Regions from separate parts of the Homo sapiens genome. Here region 2 is linked to region 1. A link is a loop called in an ENCODE intact Hi-C map of the cell type or tissue named here. Cell type or tissue: Calu3. All regions are shown on one strand.

Region 1 (4,000 bases):
TTAAGAGTTGAGTACCGATGTCCAAAGGTAGAGTTTATCATGGGTAAATGCCGAAAAGCATCTCTGTAAATAAGCAATACAATTGAACAGCCTAAGTAGATTTGTGAACAATGGGATATAAATTAACTAAATGAAAGTAATCAAACCAAGTGGACTTATTAATTTGACCAGGAATGTTAATTAAGACACTGTTCTGTAGACCTTTGCTCATCCCCAGAGCTCCTAACTCACACTTATCTCCATTTTATCTCTCTGTTCTTGAGCCGCTTTTTCTGTGGCCTAGGTAAAATTACTTAACTTTTTCTTGGCTCTAATATCCCATCTGTTGAGTTGGGAGTACAACACTTTTATGCATCTGCTAGAGGGAGGTGCACTTTAATGAATGTTTGGAAAGTACTTTGAACATGAAGTGCTTAGTATTAATATTGCTTTCCAATGCCCTAGACAATCTAATGAAATAGTATCTTAATCTATGTCACAGCTAATTCATTTTCGAACTGAGTCTACTCTATACAGACTTCTGTTTGAGGGTCATTGGGAAGATTTATTCACCTTGGGGCAAATATTGACCTCCTGAGCCTCCATCAATATTTACCTCTTGGGTCAATAAATCTCAGTGTTGACCTTGATAAAAGTCAACATCTGCATAGAACCTCAGGGTCTTCTTCATCTGTGCTGCCTTCGTTCTGAGTCTGTCACTTGATTCTGTTCTAATAAATCCTATTTGCAGGAGTTTGTAGCACAAGCTGTTGGCAGGCCCTCAGGGGGTGAGGTTGCTGGGTGTACCCCTGGGCATTTGTGCAGAAATGCTGAGGAGAGATTATTGTAGTGTTTCTAAGAGAATTCCTGATCTTAGATTCTTATTTCTCTTCTTTGGAGGAGGGGTTCTAGGAGGACCTACCCAACATGGAATAAAGTGCAGACTAGGCAAACTCCTACTAGAGTCTGTCACACTGACAATTATATTCACTGAAGAGCTAAAACTATCTATCTATGGGGGAGAAGGGGGTGTTGCCCACATGCCACCCAGCCTGTGTCTGCAGATGTCAGACAGTGGACACCAATCTGACCATGCTAATCAATAACACTCTTCATGATGGAACAGATGTGTTGCTTTCACCCCAGATTATGAATATGGCTGGAATAGTCTATCAGCTGGGCTGGAATCCTCTGCTTTGTATGTACAGATTTAGTCATTCAATAGCTGTTCATTGAATATTTATTAAGAAACTACTGAGCCAGGCCCTGTGCACAGATGAAGTTTTTCTCTTTCTCAAACCTTGTAGTTGCCCACTAATTGCTAGAGATGGAAAATGAAAAAATTCATGAGATAGGTCCCTTGCACTGAAGGGATTTGAAAGTGTAATATGGATAAGTTGAGTGGCTTTCTAATTTTTTCTGTACCTCCCCTCGCTCAAATACACATCCCTCTTCCGTTATGGACAAGTGCAGGTGGGGAAATGGGACATGTGCAAATTTTTGGCATTGGAGTCATATCCTGGCTGGGCTGAGGAAAGTCATTCACTCCAGGGGTGGCACTTTTAACCACTTTCAGGTTAATCATCTCCAGACATGTTGAAGTAACTCATTGTTTGTAGTCCTCAGGGAGTAGTCAGGGAAGTTGCCTTGGCTGAAGACGTAAGAAACACATTTCATAAGTGTAGGAGGTATAGGAGGCCTTTTGGGGTATAAGGAGATGATATCCAAAAGGAAGAAGGGCAGTTGTGAAATTCCAAATCAATAGCATGCCTGCTGTGTTTATCATGTTTTGTCTTCGGGGTTTGAACTTAATTGCTTTCCATATAGATTCAAGTGGAGAGGATGGTTCGTCACAAAGCATTTTGTTCAGAAACGTTGCACAGATAAACAGATTTCTAGAATAAATGTATGTAAAACTCAAAACCCTGTCCAACACGTCTTATGATAAATGAGACTTTTTATGCATTTCCAGTTGATTTATCTTCTTTTAATGGGCCTATTTGCAAGCATCAGTGCTTCCAAACTTTCAAGAATCTGTGTGTGTGTCTGTGTGTGTGTCTGTGTGTGTGTGTGTGTGTGTGTGTATGTGTGTTCTGTTTGGTGAAGGATGGCAAGGGAGAAGGCTAACACTTCCTTTATTTCAGGAAACTAAGTGTTAGAAGGCTAGATCTCTTCCACAACTGTTCCTGTCTTCTCCATTATTTTATCAGTGCTCTCAGCCATTTAGGCTATAAAAGGTTATTTTTTATTTGGCTAGATCTTTCCAAACACAGGAATACCTCAGATATATTGCAAGTTTGGTTCCAGATTACTGCAAGGAAGTGAGCATTGCAATAAAGGAAATCGCACAATTTTTTTTGTTTCCCAGTGCGTATAAAAGTTATGTTTACACTATACCATAGTCTATTAAGTGTTTAATAGTATTATGTCTAAAAAGCAATTTATGGACCTTAATTTACAAAATCTTTATTGCTAAAAAGTGCTAACAATCATCTGAGCCTTTAACGAGTTATAATCTCTTTGCTGGTGGAGGGTCTTGCCTTAGTGTTGACGACTGCTGACTGATCAGGGTGGTGGTTGCTGAAAGTTGGAGTGGCTGTGGCAATTTCTTAAAATAAGACCACAGTGAAGTTGGCCATATCAATTTGAATGTTCCTTTCATGAAAGATTTCTCTATATCATGTGATGCTGTTTGACAGCATTTTACCCACAATAGAACTTCTTTTAAAATTTAGGTCCATCCTCTCAAATCCTGCTGCTGCTTTATCACCTAAGCTTATTGGATATTCTAAATCTTTTGTTGTCGTTTCAACTTTGTTTATAGCATCTGCACTGAGAGTACATTTCACCTCAAGAAACCACTTTCTTCGCTCATCCATGAGAAGCAACTCCTCATCCACTAAAATCTTACAAGATTGCAGCAATTCGGTCATATCTTCAGGCTTCACTTCAAATTCTACTTCTCTTGCTGCTTCCACCACATCTGCAGTTACTTCCTCCACTGAAATCTTGAACCCCTCAAAGTCATCCGTGAGGATTGGAATCAACTTCTTCCAAACTCCTATTAATATTGCTATCTTGACCTCCTCCCATGAATCATGCATGTTCTTAATGGCATCTAGAATGATGAATCCTTTCCAATAGGTTTTCAATTTACTTTGCCCATATCCATCAGAGGAATCACCATCTGAGGCAGCTAGAGCCTCAACAAAATGTATTTTTAAATAATGAGACTTGAAAGCCAAAATTACTTTTTGATTTGAAATAGAAATCAGAATGGGTGTTGTGTTAGCAGGCAAGAAAACAACATTAATCTTGCATATCTCCATCACAGCCCTTGGGTGACGAGGTTAAGTGTCAATGAGCAGTAATATTTTGAAAGGAATCTTCTTTTCTGAGCAGTAGTTCTCAACAGTGGGCTTAAAATATTCAGTAAACTAACCTGTAAGCAGATGTGCTGTCCTTCAGCCTTCATTGTTCCAATCTACTCTGCACAGGCAATAGGATTTTTAAAATGATAAATGAGCATTGGCTTTAACTTAAAGTCACCAGTTATGTTAGTCCATAATGAGAGGGACAGCCTGTCCTTTGAAACTTTGAAGCCAGGCCTTGACTTCTATTCTCTAGCTATGAGAGACCTAGATGGTGCCTTCTTCCAATAAAAAGTTGTTTCATCTACAGTGAAAGTCTGTTGTTGAGTGTAGCCACATTTATCAAGCATCTTAGCTAGATCTTCTGCATATCTTGCTACAGCTTCTACATCAGCACTTACTGCTTCACCTTAAACTTTTATGTTATGGAGATGGTTTCTTTCCTTAAACCTCATGAGCCAACCTGTGCTAGCTTCCAACATTTCTTCTGCAACTTCCTCATCTCTGTCAGCCTTCATATAATTTAAGACAGTTAGGGCCTTGCTCTGTATTAGGTGTTGGCTTAAAAGAATGTTGTGGTTGATTTCATCTTCTATACAGACCACCAGAAGTTTCTCTATAGCAGCAATAAGGCTGTTTTGCTTTCTTGT
Region 2 (4,000 bases), 91 kb after region 1:
TTGGCAAGCACCTACCCTCATAAGCATGGTTGGAGAGCTGAAATATCAGAATTTTCTGCCATGTCTCAAGGGAAGGGACTTTTGACTCTACTGTAAACCATGACCAAGGCTGGGGAAGTTTAGGAGAGTTCCTGAGACCAGGTAGCTAGCTAACTCAGAGACCTTTCGATCTAATGCCAATGGGGAAGGAGAAAATGAGAAAGCAATGAAGGCTTGGCAAATGCTATCAGGCCAGAAGGTTTCATTTAAGTAACGGTTGGGGATAGGTGCCTTTGCATCACCTTAGTACATCAGATCTGCACAGGAAGGGGAGGTGCAAAGATGTGGACATTACTGGGTTTGTCTTGACGGTGCAAACCACCAGGCTGGGGAGATAGAATTCTTGGAAAAAAAAGTTTTTAGCAGGAGAGTTAGAAGTGGAAGGTGGTCTGGGTGCCCCAATATGTGGCCCTGCTGATTGCATTAATCTTGTAATTCCATACGTTGGTGTTCTTGTACACGAGGTAGGCAGTTACTGCTTCTTTGCCTGAAAAAGCATTTTTGTCCAAGCACCCAGTCAGCCAAGTGAGGGATACTGTTGCTCAGTGTATGGATGAGGCTGGACAGATGCCTGGACTCCTGTTCACCTGGAGGCAGCTCTTCTTTGTGGACCTGAGGTGTTCCGGACATGTGTGTGCAGGGTATGACTCGCCCACTCTTCTCCTCAGCTTTTAATACATTGAAAAATAATTTTTCATGAGCTAGTAATTATATAAAAATTGCTTTTGCTTTAAACAAGAATTATGCTTGACTCTTGTGAGCAAAAAGAAAAATGCACAAAGGGAATCATTAATTTTGAATAAAAACACATACTTTCCTGCAGCCAGCAAAGGAGGGAAATGTGAAATTGGTGTTTTCTACAAACAGCCCGGCATCGCTCCCCAATCTGTTTGCTTGATCTATTATCCAGTCACCCGCAAAGTTGAATGTCTTGTTTGGCCTGAATCTGACTTTTATTCTTTTCCCTCTACCTATTTTTTAAGGACTGTGTTATATGCATACCTCAGCCTTCATTTGCATCACATTAAAGTAAAACATTTTAAATTTCTTCACAGCAGAAGTAAATCTGACAGACTTTATGAAGCTATTATACCTGCAGGTATTTTATACTTTTAAAATACATTCTTGTCAAGCTATCTTAATTATATTATTATATGTACTTTTGAACTTGTATTCACTATTCCATGATATATTACACTTTTGACAGAGCCGTCCTAAAAAGCTACAATTTATATCAAAGTTCTTTGGCTGAACAAAGATGTATCTGTTATGGATTCTGGGGGAATTTGTTAATTTCTGTGCCAGAATGTATAACCATTGAGGGAGCAGGCTGCTTTAATTTTCCATCCAAGTGATTATGGGAGAAGGACTTGACCTCCAGGCTGTGTAGTAACTCGGCACAGCTGGTGAACAGTGGCCGTCACTTAGATGCCCAGGAGGCCTGCTCCCAGAGCTGGGCTACCTTTCAAACCCCAGTTGTCATGGGGTATTATTCAACACACTATGGAAATGGAGAGCTGATCAGTATCTAATTTACTTTCTCATTCATATTCAGCACCATTCTGGCAGCACAGAGCAGGAAAGTACCCACACTGACAAAGATGAAAACAAGCCCAGGATGGGGTGGGATAGGAGGGAGACAGAGAAAGAAAAGATAGACACTCTGGAGCATTTTTTCAAAGATAACAAGGCCTAAGGTCCCTTAGAGGGGCTGTTTGATGTAAATGATGCAGGTGAAGTGAGCCCCCAAATTGGGGCTTAGTCCGGGAGGGTTCTTGGCTTCACCCAGGAAATAATCCAATGGGGAGATGATGGTGAAAGAAATCAGTTTGCAACTTTATTGAAGTGGCAGCATACAGCAGCAGCAGGGGAGCCGCTCCTTGCTGAGCAGGGCTACCCCATAAGCCCCGTGCCCATGCCCAGAATAGCAGCATATGGGCTGCTGACAACTGTGTTTATACCCCCTTTATTTACATGCAAATTAAGAGGTGGTTACTTAGATCTTTCTAGAAAAGGGGCAGGGAGTTTCTGGAACCATACAAGGTAATTTTCAGGTCATTGCCATGGCATATTGATGTGGCATTTGTAAAGTGTCATGACACTACTAGAAGTATCTTTTTATGTTAATGAGCAGTAAGGACAACTAGAGGTCACTTTCATCACTGTCTGCTGGTTTTGGCCAGCTTGTTCACTGCACCTTGTTTCTACCAGATCCTGCTCCAATCAGCAAGGTGACAACCCAGGTTGTGACCACTGCTGGGAAAACAAGCTCTGCTGATTTCCTACCTCATAGCCACTGTCTGCATTAAGTACAAAGTCCAGGGAACTGTGGTGAAACAGGAGGATATCCTGAGTCACTCCAGTCACACCTCCTCTTCCACTCTCTGATGGCAGGGTGTCCTACAGATGTAAGCCCCATGAAGACAGGCACTGGGGGTTTCTTTGTTCACTGGTGTCTTCAGTGTTCAGGACCTGATGAAATGTGTTGGATGAAAGTATAGCTGGTTTCAGTGCCAGACTCAGGTCTCCTCTGATCACTCCTCACCTCCCTGCTCCTGACCCAAGAAAGACAAGCTCCTTTCTGCCCATTATCATGAAGATGCTCAAACAAATGCCACAAGGGTGATTCCTGCTTCTTCAAGGGAGAGGCTACTGCAAATGACCAAAAAGCCCCTTTGCCCCTCAATAATCCAGGTTTTCTCATAGTAGATCTACAAGGTAACTCAGCTCTCCTGAAAGAGTCCAGGAGAATGACTACTTTCAGCTTTATTCAGAAGCCTCATACCTGCTCTTGGATAAAAGTTTTTCTTCCTTTCTTTCTTGTGGTTTTTCAAACTCTGTGAAGTGTGGAAGAGTTTTGTGCAAATATGAAGCCTTTGAAGATTCAGAGAGGGTAAGTGACTTACCCAAAGTCACACAGCATAATGTAGCATGAAACAGGACCTAAACAACCCAGCATGCCTGCCATTTGTGCTGAGGGCCTCCTTCTTGATTTTCTCTCAAAGGTGGTCCTGCATGTCCCTCCCCACTCAGACTTAGAAGTTCTTTATGAGCGGTGAGGGGGAGTCACTTATTTTTGCTTATTCTTCCTTCCAAAGGACACACAACTCAAACTCAGGTGTCAGAGCAGACGGCAGTGTCCTCGGCATGCTTTGAGTGGCAGTACACCGCTGTTTGAGGGATGAACTGATTCCGAAGAGTCCATTTGGACTGTATTTCGCATCATCTGCTCCTTTCATCAAAAGAGGCTCCGTGGATGCTCTTGATGTCTGCTCCTGGCTCCAGAGCCCAAACTGAGCCAGCTTCCAGGGCATGGGCAGACCTGCTTCTCTGGAGCAATGAGATCCAAGCCTGTTGTGGCCATGTAGAACAGTTTTGGTCCAGTCTTTCTGTAAGGTAGGCAGAAAATTTCTGTGCAGGGAACCCACTTCCAGGTCTTGCCACATGTACAGGGGCCCAGATCTACACTGGAAGTGGGGAGGGGCAGTGCAGGAACTACACTGGAAGTGGGGAGGGGCAGTGTGCTCTGGGTAGCTGTCCTCCTCTGTAATGGCAGGAGCTGGGTATGCCTCGTGACCTCTTGGACTCCTGCTCACATTATCACTGCTGCCTTCCCAGATGAGCTGTGCAAATAGATGGCGGCCATGAGTGGAATTGGAAACGAGGTTGGAGGGAGCTTCTGTCTGTCCAGTTTGGGGCCTGCCAAGCCTGGCATGGTGAGGGTATGGTGGAGCCAGGAGGGGCCACTATGGGAGCCGGGCCAGGAAGCTGCATTCTACTGAGCCTTTTACCTCTTGCAAGGACCTGCCTTTCAGGAGACTTCGGTCTCTAAAGGCCAGGGATGGAAGCTTCAGGGAGAGCTCTCCAGCTCCTGTTTAGCTCTTTGGTTCAGACCTAAGTGGCGAGCCACTTGACTGGATGGGACCTCCAGCCAGCCACAGCATTGGAATCCAGCCTGGCT

Evidence for each region. Hi-C counts contacts between places; a loop is a spot of excess contacts. Peaks named below come from ENCODE experiments on the same cell type or tissue, not always from the same donor. Only the 100,000 strongest peaks of a DNase experiment are listed, where the experiment ranks them.
Region 2: a loop joins it to region 1, with 3 times the contacts of the local background. A loop is called at or near these places in 1 of 110 quality-filtered maps.

The regions. Positions count from the first base shown.
Region 1 is chr11:126,961,374-126,965,373 of GRCh38, reverse strand. All of the region lies in intron 1 of KIRREL3 (kirre like nephrin family adhesion molecule 3), which reads left to right. Among named protein-coding and RNA genes, the nearest start is that of KIRREL3-AS2, 23 kb to the right of the region's middle. In Calu3, no CTCF peak of the experiment used is centred here; a DNase peak (open chromatin) is centred at 1,543.
Region 2 is chr11:126,870,342-126,874,341 of GRCh38, reverse strand. The region is part of intron 1 of KIRREL3 (kirre like nephrin family adhesion molecule 3); the gene reads left to right. LOC105369559 (a long non-coding RNA gene) reads left to right here. Exons shown (of 5, transcript XR_948149.3): 5 at 1-4,000. Among named protein-coding and RNA genes, the nearest start is that of KIRREL3-AS2, 68 kb to the left of the region's middle. In Calu3, no CTCF peak of the experiment used is centred here; no DNase peak of the experiment used is centred here.